Linked DNA regions of Homo sapiens: all the other regions are linked to region 4. Evidence: chromatin contacts called from ENCODE Hi-C or POLR2A ChIA-PET data. All regions are on one chromosome and are shown on one strand. The core of a region is the stretch at or near the end of the contact, and the rest is flanking DNA. Distances in the headings are between cores, read along the strand shown.

What was found. Hi-C counts contacts between places; a loop is a spot of excess contacts on that map. ChIA-PET counts read pairs that join two places held with the same protein, here RNA polymerase II (POLR2A). Pooled maps may share reads with other maps.
Region 1: a map of Right ventricle myocardium inferior shows a loop between it and region 4 (2.3-fold over the local background). The contact joins two enhancer-like sites. A Hi-C loop is called at or near these places in 3 of 168 maps with a recorded cell type or tissue (Panc1, Right ventricle myocardium inferior and cardiac septum). POLR2A ChIA-PET finds 5 or more read pairs at or near these places in 1 of 52 experiments (MCF 10A).
Region 2: a map of endothelial cell of umbilical vein shows a loop between it and region 4 (10-fold over the local background). The contact joins two enhancer-like sites. A Hi-C loop is called at or near these places in 2 of 168 maps with a recorded cell type or tissue (chondrocyte and endothelial cell of umbilical vein) and 2 of 50 pooled maps. POLR2A ChIA-PET finds 5 or more read pairs at or near these places in 1 of 52 experiments (MCF 10A).
Region 3: a loop to region 4 is called in a map of Right ventricle myocardium inferior, with 2.3 times the contacts of the local background. The contact joins two enhancer-like sites. A Hi-C loop is called at or near these places in 3 of 168 maps with a recorded cell type or tissue (Right ventricle myocardium inferior, ascending aorta and endothelial cell of umbilical vein) and 4 of 50 pooled maps.

What each region holds. Positions count from the first base shown.
Region 1 is chr9:13,686,440-13,691,945 of GRCh38, reverse strand. No RefSeq gene overlaps it. Among named protein-coding and RNA genes, the nearest start is that of LINC00583, 240 kb to the left of the region's middle. RefSeq lists an enhancer at 2,880-3,420. Within about 2 kb of position 2,770, at least 4 of the 41 ENCODE cell types and tissues checked have a DNase peak (open chromatin) inside an H3K27ac peak, as active enhancers do.
Region 2 is chr9:13,704,838-13,709,742 of GRCh38, reverse strand. No RefSeq gene overlaps it. Among named protein-coding and RNA genes, the nearest start is that of LINC00583, 220 kb to the left of the region's middle. Within about 2 kb of position 1,987, at least 8 of the 41 ENCODE cell types and tissues checked have a DNase peak (open chromatin) inside an H3K27ac peak, as active enhancers do; they include endothelial cell of umbilical vein, where a contact is called at or near this core.
Region 3 is chr9:13,585,593-13,590,342 of GRCh38, reverse strand. No RefSeq gene overlaps it. Among named protein-coding and RNA genes, the nearest start is that of LINC01235, 160 kb to the right of the region's middle. Within about 2 kb of position 3,412, at least 4 of the 41 ENCODE cell types and tissues checked have a DNase peak (open chromatin) inside an H3K27ac peak, as active enhancers do; they include endothelial cell of umbilical vein, where a contact is called at or near this core.
Region 4 is chr9:14,095,169-14,100,146 of GRCh38, reverse strand. The region is part of intron 10 of NFIB (nuclear factor I B); the gene reads left to right. Among named protein-coding and RNA genes, the nearest start is that of LINC00583, 170 kb to the right of the region's middle. Within about 2 kb of position 3,511, at least 13 of the 41 ENCODE cell types and tissues checked have a DNase peak (open chromatin) inside an H3K27ac peak, as active enhancers do; they include endothelial cell of umbilical vein, where a contact is called at or near this core.

The DNA.
Region 1 (5,506 bases), core at 1,521-4,020, 410 kb after region 4:
GGTACTAGGCTTAATACCTCCATGACAAAATAATCTGTACAAAAAAAAAACCCATGACACAAGTCAAACAAACTTGCACATGTACCTGCACAAACTTATACATGTACCCCTGAACTTAAAAATTAAATTAAAAAAAGAAAGAATTGATAATATGGACTTCATTAAAATGGAAATTTCTGATCTGTGAAACTCAATGTCAGGAGCATGAGAAGACAAGCCACAGACTGGAAGGAAATATTTGCAAAAGACATTTCTGATAAAGGACTATTATCCAAAATACACAAAGAACTCTTAAAACTCAACAATAAGAAAGTAAGCAACCCAAATAAAAATGGGCAAAAGACCTGAAAAGCCACCTCACGGAAGAAGATATACAGATGGTAAGTAAGCATGTGAAAAGATGCTTAATATCATTTATTATTAGAGAATTGCAGATTAAAACATCAATGAGATACACACCCAATAGAATGGCCAAAATTCAAAACACTGACAACATCAAATGCTGGTGAAGATGTGGAGCAACAGGAATGTGCATTCATTGATGGTGGGAATGCAAAATGGTACAGCTACCTAGAAAGAGAGTTTGGCAGTATTTTACAGAACTAAACATGCTTTTACCACATGATGCAGCAATTTTGCTCCTTGATATTTATCCAAATCAATTAAAGATTTGTCCATACAAAAACCTGCACAAGATGATTATAACAGATTTATTCATAATTGTCAAAAGCTGGAAGCAACCAAGATGTCCTTTAGTATGTGAGTAGATCAATAAATGATGGTACATCTAGACAATGACATATTATGCACCAAAAAGATTGAGTTTTCAAGCCTTGAAAAGACATGGAGAAAACTTAAATGATTATTACTAAGTGAAAGAAACTAATCTGGAAAGACCATATACTGTATGATTCCAACTATATGAAATTTTGGAAAGAGCAAAACTTTGGAAACAGTAACAAGATCAGCAGTTGTCACAGGTTAGGAGGAAGGAAGAGATAAATAGGCAGAGCACAGCAGATTTTTAGGACAATGAAACTATCCGATATGCTACTAAAATGGTAGATACATGTCATTCTACAGTTGTCAAAAACCCACAGAATGAGCAATACCAACAGTGAATTCTAATATAAACCATGGACTTTGGGTGATGATGAGTCAATGTAGGCTCATCAATCATAACAAATGTATTATGATGGTGCTATGAGGAGAGTAACAGTAGGGGAAGTTGTGTGAGTGTGGAGACAGGGTAAATGCAAACCCTGTACTTTGTGCTCAATTTTGCTGTGAACCTAAAACTGCTCTACAAAATGAAATTTATTAATTAAAATGTTTAAATAATTTAGATGCTTCCTATTTCAAATTTTTAGCAGAATATTCATAATAGTAATCATATCTTCAGTGTCTATAAAATTTTATAATACACGTGCATACAATTATATGCATTATATATTATATAACATATATTTATAATATGATATATATGGGTTATATATTATGTTATCTATATCATATGTTCTATAATATATGGTATTTATAATATATATGAATATATTTTTTACATAATGCATATAAATAAGCTAATTGCATTTATGTAAAACTATCCTAAAACTTAGGCTTTAATACAGACTTCTAAATTCTAATTAAATGATAATAATTAAACGCATTTATAAAGAGTCATAACTTGGCAAGGTACTTTTTGTGCCCACACTACCCTAGGGCCCTTTGAGGTAGGATCATTTTCCATATCTATTTTTAAATGAGTAAACAAAGTCATAGGAAGGTGAGTAACGATCTCAGAGCTACTCAGAGTCTCATAAGTTCTGCTAAGTTTAGACCTAGACATCTGTGAGCTTGAAAACTGTGTAAGCCCAGTTGGCTAGCTGGCTAACTTTGCATGAGTCCCTTAGGCTCAGACCATGCCCTTCATGTGTGAGAATTGCTTTATGTTATCTCTAGGTGCCCTTCCAGTCCACTTATTTATGTGGCTAGTAGGATGGAAAAGGGCCAATTACAAAAGTAAGCGAAAGGGCTTTTTTTCATCATTTACCTTACGTGAGATGTGAAGTTTAGAGGGAGAACTGCCCTCTGGGTTGATTTATTACCAAAGTTCCTGGCTTCTTCATCCCCACCAACTCCCACACTGGGAGAGGTAGAGGAACATCACAATCTAAGGATGAATTGAGAGCAAATCACATTAAGGATGCAACTTGAAGAATTTCCTTCTGTCAGCAAAGATCCAAGACCTTGTAGAAATTACCCTAACATGAAAAGTTTCTTTCAAGAAGAGATTTCCTAAAGTTCTTCACAGCAAAGCTCCACTAGGCTAAAAGCCATGGCTCTTGTTTGTTCCTACAGGGTGTTTCAGTTACAAAGTTGTTCATGTCCTTAATGTTCTCAATTTGATTCTCAACACCAACCTGTAAGATGGAGAGGAAAAGGCTTGTAATTCCCGTTGTACAGTTGAAAAAAACCTGAAAAATTAGAGAAAAGCATTTTCCCAATGTCATTGTCATAGTAAGTGGTGGAGTTGTAGAGTTTTTGACTCTTAGTCTAATGCTCTTTTCATGGCACCAGAAGTATTTGGCTTACAGACTGTTTGAATAGCTGGAGAACTGCATAAACCAAGTGATGTCCATGGACACTATGACATGGCACTATATTTCAAAACTACCAATGGGAAGAGTAGGAATGGATGTTATTTCCAATCTGAGATAATAGGTCTGAAACTTCTGGAAGCCCCTAGGCCAGCAGGTGGAGCCTCTTGTCATGCTTTTTTCCAAAGGCAGGGAGAGATTTTTTTTTTCTTGTTTTTTCAAAAACAGAAAACAATATATACATTATTAGTCAACTAGATCAGGACAGAAGAAAGGTTTTTATGCCTTTACATTTGTTTAAACTTTCCTCAGGTGCTGAGAAGGAGGAAGCTCATGTTCATTGGCCTGGAGATTCAAGTACACACAGAGACACAGAGGCATTCCAAAAAGGAACGTGAGGGTTTTGTGCAAGGCATAGGACAGTGAATATGCTCGGTGAGGCATGCAAACACAGCAAAGGAATGAAGGAGCTGCACATGGAGTGGTATGCACTTCTAAACAGCTTTCAGCAGGCCTTGGATCCACAAACAGCAGGAGACAGCCTTTCTCTATAAGAAAGGACAGTTGGAGCCCGAATGTTACTCTGGTAAACAACAGCCTGAGCCATGTGAGGAAGTGATTCCCCTTTCATACAGGTTTGCATAACATCTTTCCTTTCCCCTGGAGACGCCAGAGAAGCAGCCCTGCTCTTTGGTTCTAGACATACACATTCCTTTGCCCTGTATGCCTTTAGTGCCATGAGTAGGTCATCTTTTCCACTCCCTTCCAAAATATTTTGTTTTCCATCTCTCCCTTCTTTTCCATGTTGCTTTGAGAAAGATCCAAAACTTCCTCCTTGGTTTCTTTAGCTGTTTTTTGTTGTTGTTTCAAACCACAGCCTAAATTTAAACCATGGCTCAGGAGAGGCAACTAACTGGTGGTTATGGGTGTGGCTTCATTGTGGCCTTAGAAACAATTACCTTCAGCCAGTCTTAACCTGTGTGCAGGTAAATATAGGATACCTCTAAGTTCTATCACAGAGGCATTGTCTAGAGAATTTAGGGAAGAGCTTTCTAACTTGGGTCCTTCTTGCTTTTCTAATTTTTCTTTTTTGTTTTGCACCCCACCCCCCCCAAAACTTGCTTTTCTAATTTATTTGGCCAAAGACAGTCAGAGGAATCTTCCTAAATATTAATAGCTTTTATCATAATACTATTCTGTCCAGAAGCCTGAAATACTTCAGCTCCCCTCTACCGTTTATCTCTAAGATGATGAATTAACTGCTTAGCCTGACCTATGGTACCTCCAATGTCTGGTCTCAACTTACCTTCTCAGTCTTCTTGCCCATTTTTTCATTATAAACCAGCCTGGATGACTTATTTTCTTTCATATTCTTTCTTCCACCTCTTGGTTGCACCTGTCCCTCTTTGAGTGACCTCTTCATTCCTGTTAGTTTATCTGATATCTTCCGATGTTTGTTCAAGGTCCAGCTGAATATCTCCTTTTCAATGAAGGCTTTCTCAATTTCTCTACATTGCATCTCTACTCCCCTGCTTTGAAACTAAGAGAATATCTATTTTACTCAAATAACACTTCATATTCTGGCCTGTGTCCTTTTAGTCCCTGTATAATTGCTTTTGTTGAACTGTGGTCTGCTATTATACCACTATCCCACATTAAAAAAAAAAAAAAAAACTTTATGAGAAACAACCCAGCAAAAAGCACTGTGAAATATATTGTATGGATGTTATTGGGGACATGATTTGATATATTTTACAGTGTCTTTTTCATGCAGGCCCGTGGGGAAAAATGTCTCTCAGTCCTCAAAACCAAGAATAGGTGGCCTTCTCCTGAGCTGCTATTTTGTTTTTATCTTGTGATCATCATGAGTCATGTCTCCCTCTTTTTTTTTTCTGAGACAGAGTCTCGCTCTGTAGCCCAGGCTGGAGGGCAGTGGCACGATCTCGGCTCACTGCAAGCTCCACCTCCCAGGTTCACGCCATTCTCCTGCCTCAGCCTCCCGAGTAGCTGGGACTACAGGCATCCACCACCATGCCCGGCTAATTTTTTGTATTTTTTTTAGTAGAGACGGGGTTTCACTGTGTTAGCCAGGATGGTCTCGATCTCCTGACCTTGTGATCCACCCACCTCGGCCTCCCAAAGTGCTGGGATTACAGGTGTGAGCCACCGCGCCCGGCATCTCCCTCTTTTCATAGACTCAGAGCCAGAATTGTAGCCCACCACAAGTAACAAGTGACACTTAATGTCATGTATTTGGCGGGGGTTGGGGGGGCGGTGCTTGGGTGCAGTAATAGCATTAACTTTGGCTTATTTTTATTTCCTGTCTTTATTTTTCTTTCCTCCAGTTTTCTCCCTTATTTATTTTACAATCTGGTAATTGTGCATATCTTTGTAAAAAGGTTCAAATCATTTTTGGAATTGTATGAGGATATATATACATGTAAAACAAATAATTCCTTGCCTTACTTTTTAATCTTAAAATGTACAGAAATCTTAAATATGTAGATTGAATTTTTACATATGTAGATACCTGTGTAAGCACCACCTAGATCAAGACATAGAACATTCCAGAGTGCCAGAAAGTACCAGTTCCTTTCATTATTAACTTATCTTTTCATGTGACTCTGTGTATCTTGGCTCCACAGCTATTCTGAATATTGTTTGAGGATAAGACTGTAGCTATTTGTACCCTGCAGAGAGCCTAATAGGGTTTCTGGAGCATAGTAGGTAATCAGGATGTAGTTATTGACTGAAGGAAAGGACTTGTTCCAAAAAAAGGAGATATGGTTTGGCTGTATTCCCACTCAAATCTCATCTTGAATTCACACGTATTGTGGGAGGGACCTGATGGGAGGTAATTGAATCATGGGAGCAGTTCTTTTTCATGCTGTTCTCATGACAGTAAGTAT
Region 2 (4,905 bases), core at 738-3,237, 390 kb after region 4:
AAAGAAGACATTTATGCAGCCAAAAAACACATGAAAAAATGCTCACCATCACTGGCCATCAGAGAAATGCAAATCAAAACCACAATGAGATATCATCTCACACCAGTTAGAATGGCGATCATTAAAAAGTCAGGAAACAACAGGTGCTGGAGAGGATGTGGAGAAATAGGAACACTTTTACACTGTTGGTGGGACTGTAAACTAGTTCAACCATTGTGCAAATCAGTGTGGCGATTCCTCAGGGATCTACAACTAGAAATTCCATTTGACCCAGCCATCCCATTACTGGGTATATACCCAAAGGACTATAAATCATGCTGCTATAAAGACACATGCACACGTATGTTTATTGAGGCACTATTCACAATAGCAAAGACTTGGAACCAACCCAAATGTCCAACAATGATAGACTGGATTAAGAAAATGCGGCACATATACACAATGGAATACTATGCAGCCATAAAAAATGATGAGCTCATGTCCTTTGTAGGGACATGGATGAAATTGGAAGTCATCATTCTCAGTAAACTCTCACAAGAACAAAAAACCAAACACTGCATATTCTCACTCATAGGTGGGAATTGAACAATGAGAACACATGGACACAGGAAGGGGAACAGAAGGGGAACATCACACTCTGGGGACTGTTGTGGGGTGGGGGGAGGGGGGAGGGATAGCATTGGGAGATATACCTAATGCTAGATGACGAGTTAGTGGGTGCAGCACACCAGCATGGCACATGTATACATATGTAACTAACCTGCACATTGTGCACACGTACCCTAAAACTTAAAGTATAATAATAAAAAAAAAGAGTTACTTGGAGCTTTCCCTTATTTGTAATAGAACTAGCAATGCTTATCTTAGAGGGCTGCTGTGACATTTAAGTAATATAACGTATGTAAAGTACTTAGCAGAATACCTAGCACAAACACAGTGCTTAATACATTGCAGTCATTTTTCTTACTATCTTAGGACAACCCCAGGCAGGCATATCAGATACCAATATTAGAATGTGAAAAAAAATTCAAGACTCCACCTACTAGAGAGAATGGGACTTCTAAAAGAATGCTCAGATTTGGTTTGAAATGGTTCAGGGAAGAACTGAGCTTAAACATTGAAGGTTTTCAGCATATGCCTCCGGGTAGGTCTAGATCAGAAAATGTCTAACTATATAGACACAAAATTTCCTCCATAGTCTTTCCTTGTCCCCTAAATATTTGCAGATATGTGTGTATTAAGTTTTCCAAAGAGATTATTCCTTTTTGAATGTTGGCTGCTTTGATCATTTTCCCCTAACATTTAAATAATGCAGTGACACAAAATTTCTTTCCAGAATCATATTGATGTTCAATTTTCTTCTACTTCAACCCATAAAAAGCATTCCAAATTCTTTTATGATTTATTTCCTTTTTTGAAAAGCTTCAACAGCATTTGCTATTTCCAAAGAATGCATTATCTCCAACCCGTTCCTTCATATTCTGGAACTAACATTTATACACTCATCTGCCCTCCTTCGACCCCATTTCCTTACTCTGTAAATTCTCATCCTTATATTTACTTAAAAAGTGAATGTTCTTCCCAGTGCTCTAACTTGCAGGTCAGCAACTGGGGTAAGTAAACTTAGGACCAGACCTCCCATCACAATCATATTCAAGACCCATGATCATCTTCAGGATCATCTTTTGTCTTACTGCATCCCATTCTGCTTAATTTTTTTAATGTAAGACATACCTGCATTGTTACAAAACAGTGGGGAAGCCAGGTAAAGTAACCTCATAAGAGTTATTCTCTTCTCCTGTGCTTGCTGTCTGGGTAAGAGCAGGGCATTTTTGCCCTGGATGTGAGTCAGCAGTATTACCATATAAGCAGAGTCGTGCAAAGGGTGCTTTCAGTTCCCTTTCCATGTGGGCTCAGGAACTTATGTTTCTTGGCATATAATGGAGGAATAGTCTGATTCATTATTTCCCCAAAGATAAAGCCATTGTTGAGAACCTTGGGATGGGCCAACTTGCCTTCTGCTGTATACAGGGAAGTTTACCCCCCAGGTTATTTACAATGAGTTATAAAATCAAATATTCAGAATCTTCTTCCTAGTAAATCATCACACATATATTTGCACGCTATTCTACATACACTTGTATAATAAACTAGGTAGTTTTACAAAATCATCCAAGATTCCTAACTTAAGGGAGGTAAAACAATTAATGAGACAATTGTGTTCAATTTTACTACGTGGTTGGAGCCAAAGAAATACATGGCACAACCAAGAGACCTGTCCAACAGTGGGCCAGTTCTTCTAGGCTGGTTTTGCTTACTCCTTCTATGGGCATTTGTTATAGACTTGGAGTAAAAAGTTCTTAAGATGAATAACAGTAGCAGTAGTTACGTCTGTTTCAATATCTACATGTATGTGTTATTTACGCAGGCACTCTTTCTCAGCTCTAATTTCATTACCTGTAACTTAATTGCATTTATTTCTAATATTTTTTTCTATAATACAGAATTCAAATCCTAGCTTTACTACTTCTTAGATATGTGACATTGGCAAATAATTTAGATTTCCAAGCCTCAGTTTCCTTATCTATAAGTTGGAGATAATGCCTCATGGAGTTCTTATGAGGATTAAAATACGAAAGAAAGTGTCTGACAGGGAGTAGGTGCTCAAAAATTGCTGATTTTCTTCTTTTTCTACCTCTTACTGCACCCCATTCTGCTTAATTTTTTTTTATGTAAGACATACCTCCGTGGTTTCAAAACATCTGGCTGAAGGGTGAAAATGAACACAATCACCCAGGTGTTTGGCCTGCATGATGACAGATATCAAACACTTAGAACCATCTGGGTGATTGGCATATTTTCTTTTTCACTTTTATCCAGATGTATGTGGATATAGCCTTGGCCAAAAGGAAAAAAATCACCAGAGTTTTTCTTAAATCCTAAATTAATACTTTTTCTAAAAAATACTATTATTTGAATATCATTCATTTATTTCTTTTGAAAGTTTTCTTGTTCAAGATGCTTTTGAAATAAGATTGTTGCTTAATTTCATTTCCTGTAACCTAGGAATTTTTAAAAAAGAAGGAAATGACTCCATAGATTTCAAACCCCTGTGTTTCTATTCAAGATAATTAAGGACAAGAAACACTAAGTGGTGATTTCAAGACACAGAGTTAGATAGAAGCAGAGCTGGGACAAAAATTGTTGCTTGACATTAAGCTGAAGACACCTGTTCACTACTGCCTATCTTTTTTGCATCTATGTCACATGCATTTTTACAAATATGCACAAAGAACCACATACAACTAACTTTTATACACATAGGACACAAAGATAATTCTAATTTTCTTCCTGACAGTCATATTACTGTAACACAACTTTTTTTCCAAATATTTTTTGAAACTTGCTAGTAAGCCCAAGAGAATAAACCAGGCTTCACTGTACTCAGTCACACGTGCATCCAGTAACTGCACTCTGACATCTGCCATGCAGGGCATTGCTTAAATAGATGTCGTACTGAGATCTGGTATCCCGTGAGCAGCTGATGCAATTCTCCTCAGTCACAGGGATGAAGCTTGGATAACATTGCTGGCTCTGAGAAATCCCCAAGTCACAAAGAAATGATTCCATTGACCTAGCGGCTTTGCACTCCCAATACAACATGTTCTTCAGCAGCTTCCCAAGGGAGAAAATAACGTGAGAGTTTTTAAGAGTGCTGAAAGCTTCCCCTCTAATCAGCCTGTGTGGATTCTGCTAGCATTCCAAGGCGTCTCAGACAATCCCTGGAAAACTTTGGGGACTCAGTGAGGTTTTCTAAACATTTTTTCTGCCTGAAGATACTAAAGATAAGCAGCTTCACATAATTACATTGTTATTTCAACACGAACACAACTTATCGACTGCCATTTCAGTCTCAAAACAACTGTACATCTCAAAGAAGCCCTCCCTTATAAATTCTCAACCCAACAGGGTATTGCTTTTGTCCAATTATTTTTTAGGGTTGGGGGAAATCAGAAGACTAGCATATCTTAAAGCATTTACTTTAAAAACCTCTGTTCTGCTTAATTCATGTCTAAAAGCTGAAGTGGATGGCTGGCCTCGGGTGAAGGAAGAACATTCCTGATGAATGGACTTGTCAGTCATGTGACCAGCTGCAAAACAGTCTGGAATACAGAGATTATCAGCAGTCAAAGGTTATAGTGGATGACTGTGCTGCAGCAATTGCTAGGATCCTAAGTCACTAAGACAGGAACCTGACTACCAGCGTTGGCTAAGCTGGAAATAGCCCACATTTGCAGTCTAACCAGTGGTATTATGAAGTCAGTTTGTAGCCAAATGTTAAATTTCAGGAATGTTGCAAACCCACCGATGTTACCTTGGTAGCTTAAAATTTACACCATAGTTATTGGCACATGCTACAAAGAAGGGCTTTTGATTCCTGGAAAGCTGGTTGTTAAACCTTTATTAGCACATCACTGAGCCAAACAAACCTGACTTAAAATCCCATCTTTGCCACCTGTGACAGATCAACTTGCAAAGGCAGCAGTCCTCTGAGACTTAGTGCTGTGGTCTCTAAATTAGGAAGGATAATAATACCTATTTCAAAATATTATTGTGTGATTAAATCAAGCATTGTGCTTAACCAAGTTTAGTGCTCATCAGATGTATTATTCATTTAATAAATATTAATAGAATACATATTTTATGCTGGAAACTGTGATTGGTGCTAGAGACACAAGGGTGAATAGACTGGCAAAGACCTCAAAGTAGACAGGTAGCACAGATAGATCAAATACTAATTACAATGTAGTATGAAAGTGCTGCAGTATGAGGTGGAAATGGTCACAATTGGAAGAGAGAGGGAGGAGCCATCATTGTTAATATTCCTTTTAAAGAGTTACAGTA
Region 3 (4,750 bases), core at 2,163-4,662, 510 kb after region 4:
TTTCCAAACACTACTTTAAAAATAATGTAGCATGTGATTTGGGGAGAGTAATTTAACCTCTCTGTACCTTGGTTTTGCTTCTGGAATACAGGATAATTGTTACCTACCTCATGGAGTTGTTTTGAGGCTTGAATAAATGAATACATATACAATGCTAAAACAGTACCTGCCACATAGTAAGCATTCAATAAAAGTTAGCTATTACTATCCTCCTGCATCCCCATTTAGATCACAAGTTCTTTGAATTCTGAGAGCACAGGATAGTGTCTGGCACATACTAGGTGCCCCCAACATATTGGCATAATCACAGATAAAGAGGAAGCGAAATAAGGATTCTAGGAATTAAACAGAATTTGAAGATGATGTGAATGCATAATGCTTTTTTCCTAAGGATTTCAAAATAGCATTCAAACAATACTTGATTTGCCTTGGAGAAAATGACTATAGACAATATCTCTATGGTAGGGGGAATAATATAGCTAGATTCACCCACAGAGCAATTGTGTTACTTTCCTGGGAACTAATGAAAGAATTTGAAGCAGCTACATCTTTGGGTAGACAGTGAGAACTCTAAACACCTTAAGGTGTCAGAATTAGCCTTTATATATTTCATTTTTCTGGTTTTATCCCAGCCATTTTTTTTAAGTGGCAATGGAAGAACCTTCAAAGATAATTACACAGAGCTCTGCAGAATTTTATAAGATGCCTTTTAATCAGGTGCTTTGGAAAGCAACTTGATCAAATGACCTACTTCCCATAGGCATTTTCCAGGTACTCAGATGCCATCAGAGCCTCATTGTATGACAATGGCAAAGCCAAACCAAACCAAAACAAAAAGTAATGTTTCTTTCTGCATTATAACAGATAGACAGAACTACTGGGTGAGTGTGATTTCATTTGTCTTCAGGTAAGTGTCCTCCATCACTGTCTCTCTGAGAGTCATGAAACCAAAACCAAAATTTAAAAAGAAGAGTAAAATCAATCAATCATATTTCCAAATAGTGTAATATTTAGCAACACATAAACTAAACACCGGGGTTATGTTAAAATTGTCCCCATTTGTTATCCATATTTCTACCCAGGGATTGAACTCTGTATGGAAAAGCTCAACCATTACAAAAGCTGAATCAATAGTTAGTCATTACAGAAAGTATAGTTACTTATTGAACTAGAGGAAGTCATAGAGGGAGTAAGCGAGAAAACATTAGCTAGAGTCAATGGATTTGTGGTTGGATTTTTCTGAATTTATACTAATGAAAAAAAAATGTGCTTCTGTCCAAAAGATCAATTCCAAGACAAATAAAAATATTATCATACTAGCCTGAAAGAGATGCCCTCACTTTCAGTAAGGGCCTGGGAGGAGGAAGGTCCTTGGAGAATTATCTAGGAGTAGATGACATTCAATTTTGTTTGCTAAACATTCTTGACCTCATGTCCTCTATAAAAATAGTTCCTTTCAGTGCAGCTGAGAAAGCTGTGATTTTGCTGTCCAGTCCATCTAGACTGGCCTCCTTCATCATGCTGAAGATGTGTGTGGTTTAATTTCCAAGAATAAAAGAAAAAGGTGGCAAGCATAGCTGCCTCCCATTCCAATGACTCAAATACAGTGTACCCTGCTCCCCATTTTTAAAGTCCCCAACCAAGAAAGCACATGATATCATTCAAAGTTTCTGAGTGTGCCTTCGACCCAGAGTATAAAAAATTTCTCTGTTCCTTGTCTTGTTTTACCCCCTTTTCCTACCCCTGACTTATTAGGTTCCACACTGCCTGGGAGCCCCGTGGTATCAGGCTGAACATTTTGATGTAATCCCACCACTGTTGCTGTAGCTATCTAAGCTCAAGGATTTATTAGTTGTGAACGTTCATTTTTGTTTTTACTGGTCCGCTGCCAGTAAATAAGTCACCCAAACCATGGCTGAGTGTCATTTGATAGGAAAAGGCTGGGATCACAAGGAAGCCTTCTGTCTTTCAACCAAAAAAAAAAAAATGCTGAGGTAAGCAGTGTCAAACCCAGCTGCATCAACATGATGGTGGGGAGACAAATGAGAGCTTTCACTGCTGGATATGGGCACTAGAGAGCAAAGGGCTCTGAAAAACCTCCTCCAGCCCAGAAACAGTTGAAGTCGTGGAACCTGCAAAGGACTGTTTTTTCAAACTACTAGCTTCGATAAGGAAAAATTCTCTGTCCAACTCGTCCTCTCCAGCTCATAAACACAGCTCATCTGAAAGGTAACTAGGATGAAAATCTCCTAAAATAAACACACATATACATGCATGCACACATATATGAATATATGTGCACACGCGTACATGCACATACACACAAGAGTACTGTTTCAGCACCATTAGAAGAAAAATATGACATATACTCCCCCCACACTCTGCCTTGTCTGTGATTTAATGACCCACTGGCTGGAGGGTGTGGGGCAAGGAGACCAGAAGTGGGATGGAGGTTTGTAGGGGCCTATAGGGGACCCAGGGTGGGAGGAGCGGAGGAGGAGGAGGAGGAGACAGAGGAGGAGGAGGTCTGATCTTGAGACAGGGACTGCTTTCTCACCGCAGGCCGTGCCAGTTCCCTGTGACTGTTGCCTGGGCGATGGCTGGGGGACTATCAGGAATGCTTGGAGACGGTATCCCTCTTTTGGACTCATGGATGGAGCAGAAGGGGGTGGATGGCTTTTCTCTTTCTGTTTCTTCTATTCATATTCAGCAGATTAGAGCCCCGGGTTGCTGTGGCGACGACACGGAGGAGGGCTCTGCACACCTGCACCACAAACGGGAGCCCGCCAACGTGGACTTAGGCAGTCCTGGAGGCAGTGTTTTGGTGTGGGAAACACAACAACAACAACAAAAGAGTAAGGGAGAGAAAAAGACGAAGATGGAGGAGAGGGAAAAAAAAAAAAAGGAGAGAGAGAAGGAAGCAAATGCTTTACCAGTTCAAGCAATGGTGGTGTTGCTCTTGAAATGAAACAGGAAAACGGTATCCCCAGCACCCTTGAGGAAGTAGCCTTGTGATGCTGTTTAGGAATGACAGGAAGTAGGAAGATGGATACCACATCCTTTAGAACAACCAATTACACACACCATGGAGGAACAAAATCATAAAAACAGGAAGAGCTTCAAAGCTTCAACTCTCATTAACAAACACTGTAGATGACTAAATGGAAAGTTACTCTCTGATTATCCAGAACTAAAAGATATTTGCCAGTTTTACATACTGATTTTCCAATGGAAAGCAGTACATTATAATGTGGGGGGGAAGTAACATTATGCTCTTTTAAAGCTCACCGAAAGAAAGAGAGAAGGAGAATGGGGAGGGGGAATTGATGGGCTCCTAAAGTCGAGTGTAGTCCTTTGGAATGCTCTGGCATGGCTCCAGCCTCTACTAATGAAGAAGTCAGCTCCACGCAGTGTCCTGGCCTCACCTCTCCCAGACAACCTGGGCTCTGCTTTCAGTCTGCTCTTTCCTTCATCTGCCTCCTCCTCTTCCCGTCTTGTGATTGCTTTCTGCATTATTGTCTCTGTTTCCATTAGCAAAACATCCCAGTGCATTAGCCTGTCCAAAGCACTTTACAATGACAATATTTACAGAAGGTTAAATAAAATATGTATAGAGAGATTAATAGTGACTATGCAATAGACCTTTTGAACTTTAAGCACGCTGGGTTTATGTGTTTTTTAAGTTGGATTCTCCAGGCTGCTTCGGTTATTTTAATATCTCTCAAACAATCCACTTAAAGAGGAAGATGATCAGAGGAAAACGGTCTCTTGTTTTAAAGGTTTTTTTCTCTCTCTCTCTTTTTTTTTTATGCAACGTGATTAGCAGGCAGTGGGCCTTATGTTTTCACTTTTAGTATGACTGAAACTAAGAGCATTTCCTTGGGGCAACTGTGTCCCAACAGACTGAGATGAGAAAAATCAACTATCCCATCAGCACATACACAGGCAACACTTGAAGTCTTTACAGATCCTCATTTTGACTTTAGTAGAATGAATTTAGTAAGATAATCTAATCTCTAAGTGTTAGCTTCTTCTCATAGAAGTATATATTTATCTCCAACTTTACTAGAGAGTTTATAAAATATTTTCACAAGAAAGATAGCTCTAAACTAGATCAGTGGTCAGCAAACTTTCTCTATAAAGGGCTGAATATTTTAAGGTTTGTGGCCCATACCGTCTCTGTAGCAACAACTTACCTCTGCTATTTTAGTGTGGAAGCAGCCATAGACAGCATGGAAATGAATGGGCAGGGTATGTTCCAATAAAACTTTACTTACAGAAACAGCAAAGTCCATTTGATCTGTGGGCCATGAGTTTGCCAGCCCCTACATTAGATCTGTCTTCCTGTAGGGATAACAACTGAATAGGTTAGGGCCCTCTCTAACTCTCCCAGAAATGTTCACAATTCTAATGCTACTCTTTTCCATTCCTAGCCTTCTAAATAGAAATAAGTAACAAACTAGTTCAACTGCAGAAAGTATCCAACCTATTCATGTGACCTGAATTTCTTAATTGTTTTTTTAAAAATGTCAAATAACAACAGTGTATACAAAAAGACAATACACATTTGAGCTGTTGCAGTATATGTTTGTCATTTGTCTAGTCTTGAAATGCCCAATCCATTGGCAAATAAATAGCGAGGAGCTAATGTTTTGAAAGAGCAGAATTTGCCCTTCTTGATGGTCATGAATTTCCAAGGCCTAATTGGTACCCAATTTTCTATAAAGTCTTGTGCCAAAATGTCTTTTAT
Region 4 (4,978 bases), core at 2,262-4,761:
GTAGAATGGTCTTAATGATCCTAAAAGCTCTTTAAAAGGTATCTTGGTTTTTTTTGTTTTTTTGTTTTTTATTTTTTAGATAGTCTCACTTCCTCACCCAGGCTGGAGTGCAGTGGCACGATCTTGTCTCACTGCAACCTCCGCTTCCCAGGTTCAAGTGATTCTTAACGCCTCAGCTACCAGAGTAGCTGGGATTACAGGCGTGCACTGCCACGCCCGGCTAACTTTTGTATTTTTAGCACACACTGGATTTCACCATGTTGGCCAGGCTGGTCTGGAACTCCTGACTTAAGTGATCTGCTCGCCTTGGCCTCCCAAAGTACTGAGATTACAGGCATGAGCCACCATGCCCAGCCAGTATCTTGGTTTGTTTCTTCTCTTTCTATCCTGATTCAGAAAGCACATAATTGATAATGGCAGCCATCACATTTCTACATTGAACAGATATTATTGAATCTTTATGGTGAGCTGTGCTAAATGCTGTGGTGAATCCAATGCTGACAGTTCTTAAAATCTAGGTGTGATGCAGTTCAGAATAAATAAATTCAAATGACATAGGTTGCTTTGCTTTGTTGTAGTTTTCAAAAATGGACACAACAGAGTTCATATTTGATAATACAAATAGCCCTTGTCGGTGGCATGATAGCTTTATCCATCTTTTTTAGTTTATGACTTGTGGTTATTTTTAAAACATTGAAAGAATTTTGAAAAAAGTCATAAATGTCTGTAACACTAGCACTTTTAAGGCAGATAATAGACATCTAAAATCTTCAGGGCATGGCTATGGCTTTAGAATCATCTGAATAAGTTGAAAATATTTAAGAAATATAGGTCTGTTCATCCAAAGAATTAAATAATTTGCCTTTGTCACGATGGAATAAATAAAATATCACAGGTTATTTTTGTTGTGGTAGATGCCTTTTAACAAAAGGCAATCCCTGGAGACTGTTGTAGAAAAGGACAAAGCAAAACGGGTGTTTTGGTTTTGCTTTATTTTGATTGATTGTTGTTTGTTGTCATTACTTTCTTTGTACAATCACTTTTCCATGGTCACCCTCTTTTCTGCTTTATACTAATTGCCCTGTTGAGGTGTTTCCATGTCAAATGCAGCTCTTGTCGGAACTGAAAATGGCAGTGCCAAGGGAGCTGTGCAAGTATAATCAAAGCTGGAAGATTTCCTCCATCCACCCGCAACCCCAAGGCTTAAGCATTCCCTTAGGAACCAAAGCTGACTCTTTGGGAAAGTTTTCACAGCCTTATTAGGTTACAACCCTGAAGATGTTTTGTTGTTTTGACCTTAAAATTTTGTGAACTGTTTTGTGAACTGTGTGTGTGTGCACACACATGTGCAAAGGAGTTGCTTGCACCTTGAGAGAGTCAATTTTTCTGCCTAAGTGAAAGGTCAGGAACTGCAGTTAACCCAGAGTAAAATATTGGTTGGGTGAAGGGCTCACTTCTAGTATAGTCAGAATGGGCTCAAGATCTTAGGAGGATGATAGGTGATGAACTGCTTAAGGTAGGTACTGTTGTGTTTGTGCTTTGTCTCATGTGGACAAATTACCTTGTTGCATATGTGAGTTATGTGGACATAAACATATACAGCAGTTACTCCCTGACTGGCTGGCTTTCTTAAAGTGATAGTCAGAATATAGCCTGTACTGTCAGATATGAAAGATCAATATAATTGAATGAAAAAGAAAGCTGAAGGACAATCCAAGAATAATACAAACATAAGCTATTTTAAAACATTAGAGGGAGTGCTTTATGCAAAAGAGAAACTGAATTTATTGTTTCATTCTCTCTTCTCTCCCTTCACCCCTTTCAAGAAAACGCAAAGCCACAAGTGAGTGGTTGTATGTGTCTGATGGCTTATGTAAACATAGAAGAAGTCTTCAGATGGCTAAAATAAACATGCGCGTGTTACCAAAGGATATGTTTACACAAACCATTTGCTCAGCCTCTGAAATAATGAATAAATGAAGATTTTACTAAAATAATTGGGAGGATTTTTGTGTTTCTGCGGATGCCATAATTGAATGGCACCAAAGAGACTTTTATCAGCTATTTTCCGTGTTACATGTGTTAGCAGTTCCTTTCTGTGGGTTGAATACTTCATTCTGTAGTTACTTTACACATGTTTTTCTAAGAAATTGTCGTTTATTACTGCAATTCTAGAGAGTTGCTTGATTTCTCAAGAGAAATTTAGCAGCCAGTAAAGGTTATTTGGATCTGGTTGGTCAGGAGAGGGAGGGCAAAAAAAAAAAAAAAAAAGAAAAAAGAAAGAAAGAAAAAAAAAGTGTGGGGGGGTAATAGCTCTCATTTTATCCATGTAACTTAATTTGCATAACACTCACCTCAGCCATTTTCCTTGCTTTGTTCATAACATTTTCTTTGTAAAATGTATGCTCTCAAAAGAATGAATATTTAAACAAAAAATAACTTTCAATAATGGGTTGCAAACCATATGTTTGTATTACATATATGTGTTTGTGTGTGTATGCATCTATATGTGTGTGTGTATGTAGTGTGTGTGTATATCTCCACATATATGTGGCATACGTATGATAAGGGCAGTATGTCCTTAGGTAATATAAAGAGTTAACTTTTATTTCAACATTACACTTAGAACATCCCCGCGAATTCACTAGGTTAGCATTTCCTGCTCTCAGTTTGTTATCTTGACACATAACTACAGTACAACAGCTGGGTTGTTCCTGGAGTTCCTGGGGGGAGCTTTATTCTCCGAGTGCTGAATTTCCTTTTCAGCTGTCAGCTCTAAAGTGTGTTCAAATCCTCAACTTTTTATACACCATTCTGGGCCCCTAGCACCACTCTGGGACTATGATAGAAATGCTGATATGGTAGATGAATGGAAGAATCTTTGGTTCAAGGTGGAGAATTGCAAAAACCAAAATTTCACATGATCATTGTTTGGTAAAGGGGCTGCTAACTACTTTTGTCTTTGTATATGAATATTCTTTTTAAAGGAATTACTCTATTCTCATCAAAATTATTTGCACCTGTTATGAAATCAAAAATAAAAACATTACCATTCTTAAAAATGATCTTGATATGGTTTTCACGGACGCACAACATCTGTGGTCTGGCTTTTGAATAATATGTTGGGATTTGTCGTAGTTTTGCCTAACTTTCTCCATTTATAAAGAAAGATTTGTACAACACGACATTTCCTTTTTATCTAGGCAAACTCTTCAGAACACTTCCTAAGAAATTAATTGTATTCCAGCCAGACTTGCATGCTGCCATCCCACAGGAAATGGGTCAGCAATCCATTAAGATGCCATTAGATAATCTAATTTGGAACTTAATCTCTAAATTAACCATGCTCCATACTTGAAGCGTACTTGAGAGAAAGAAAAAAAGTTTACGTTTGAATCGATAGGGGAGCCGAAGCGTGAAGAAGGCTGTTTGTTTTTTCTGTAGCTGTGGTCACGTCTCAAGCCGTCTGGTAACCAGGAGAAACCAGACATGATGTAATTCCAGATTGAACTTGAACTTCAGGGACTTAGGTTGGGGGAACAATGGACCATAGGAATCAATAATGTCCATTTTCCACATGATTATGTTTGGAGCTTTAAGTTAACCTTTATGGGAGAAGCAGCAGGATCTGCAGTGTGACCAAAATGAGATGATCCTGAGACAAGATGTTAGAGGAAAGAAAACAACTTTTTTCCGTGATATTTTCTGAGCAGGACTGCAGATTCCAGCAGGATTAGAAAAGTTCCCGCTCTGCAGTAAACCGGTGGCCTGTTCAGAGCACTCTTTGTTCGCTTAGGTAGGACAAACTTAATCTTACGTTTCCTGTCGATGATTTTTGGCAGCGCTACTGGAGAGGGAGGAGCGTGATTCTGAAAATTCCCAAATGTAAACCTTGCTGATTAACCCTTTGTAGTGAAAGGAAGTATATTAAACCCCTACTTTATTTGAATATGTTTTATGTAAAGTGCCATATTTACAGATGTAGTTCGTCCGTAAGAAATCAGTTCCCTCGACAGCCAGTGCACCATTTATTAGCTTACCTTTTTGGTTCTCATTTTTGCTAGTGCTGTTAGTAGGGATATGATGATTTTTTTAGTCATATTTACTTAAATAACAAAGACTATGAATGAATAAATATCATAATAAACATAATAAATGATAAAAGAAATGGCAAAATCTTAAGGTCAAGTAATTGAAGAACACGAATTTTGAATATTCTGAAATTGCAGAAAGTTACAATTATTCTCTCTTGCTCACTTTGTTTCACACACAGGAAGATCTTTTGCCCATGTAAGATCTTTTGCCCTTGTGAACAGAGTAGCAAGCATGATATTAAAATGTGTTCAGTTCTTTAATCATTTGTAATTTTATGCTTCAGCATTCTGATACAAGTAAGTTTCACCTTTAAGAGGTAAAATTGTGCAAATAATGCTGATTTTTGCTTTTAACTGAAAATCATTTATAAAAGAATCTCTTTTTGCTTTGTATAAAACTTATATTTCTATTTGATTTAGTATGCCTTGGGTGATTTTCTCTAGTGAAAGGCACTATTTTGAAGCACCATTTTTGTAGAGAATTTTATCTGCTGTTAAAGCATCACATATGCAAATAAGAGGAGCAGTACCACTTTTAACAATAGCATTGAAAAGAAGCCCAGGGTAGAGAGGAATACAGACAGAAAGAGGCTGGAAATCAACATGTGGGCTTCTCCACTGTGCTGTGGTCTGTGGGAGGAGATAAAATAATTGCTCTGAGCCTGATAATTGTATAATTTTTAATTGGCTAAAACCTCCCACAGCTACCTGAGTTCTTATATATGTATGCATGTGTGTACTGTAATTTATTTATAATTAGTCATCTTCATAATAATTTTTCATCTTTCATTTTCAGTTCTAAAATTTGAAAAAGATCAAACAATTTTTTTATAAGTCCTTAATTTGGCCAATTGAGGAAGAGCTTTTTTCTTATTTATGTTTAA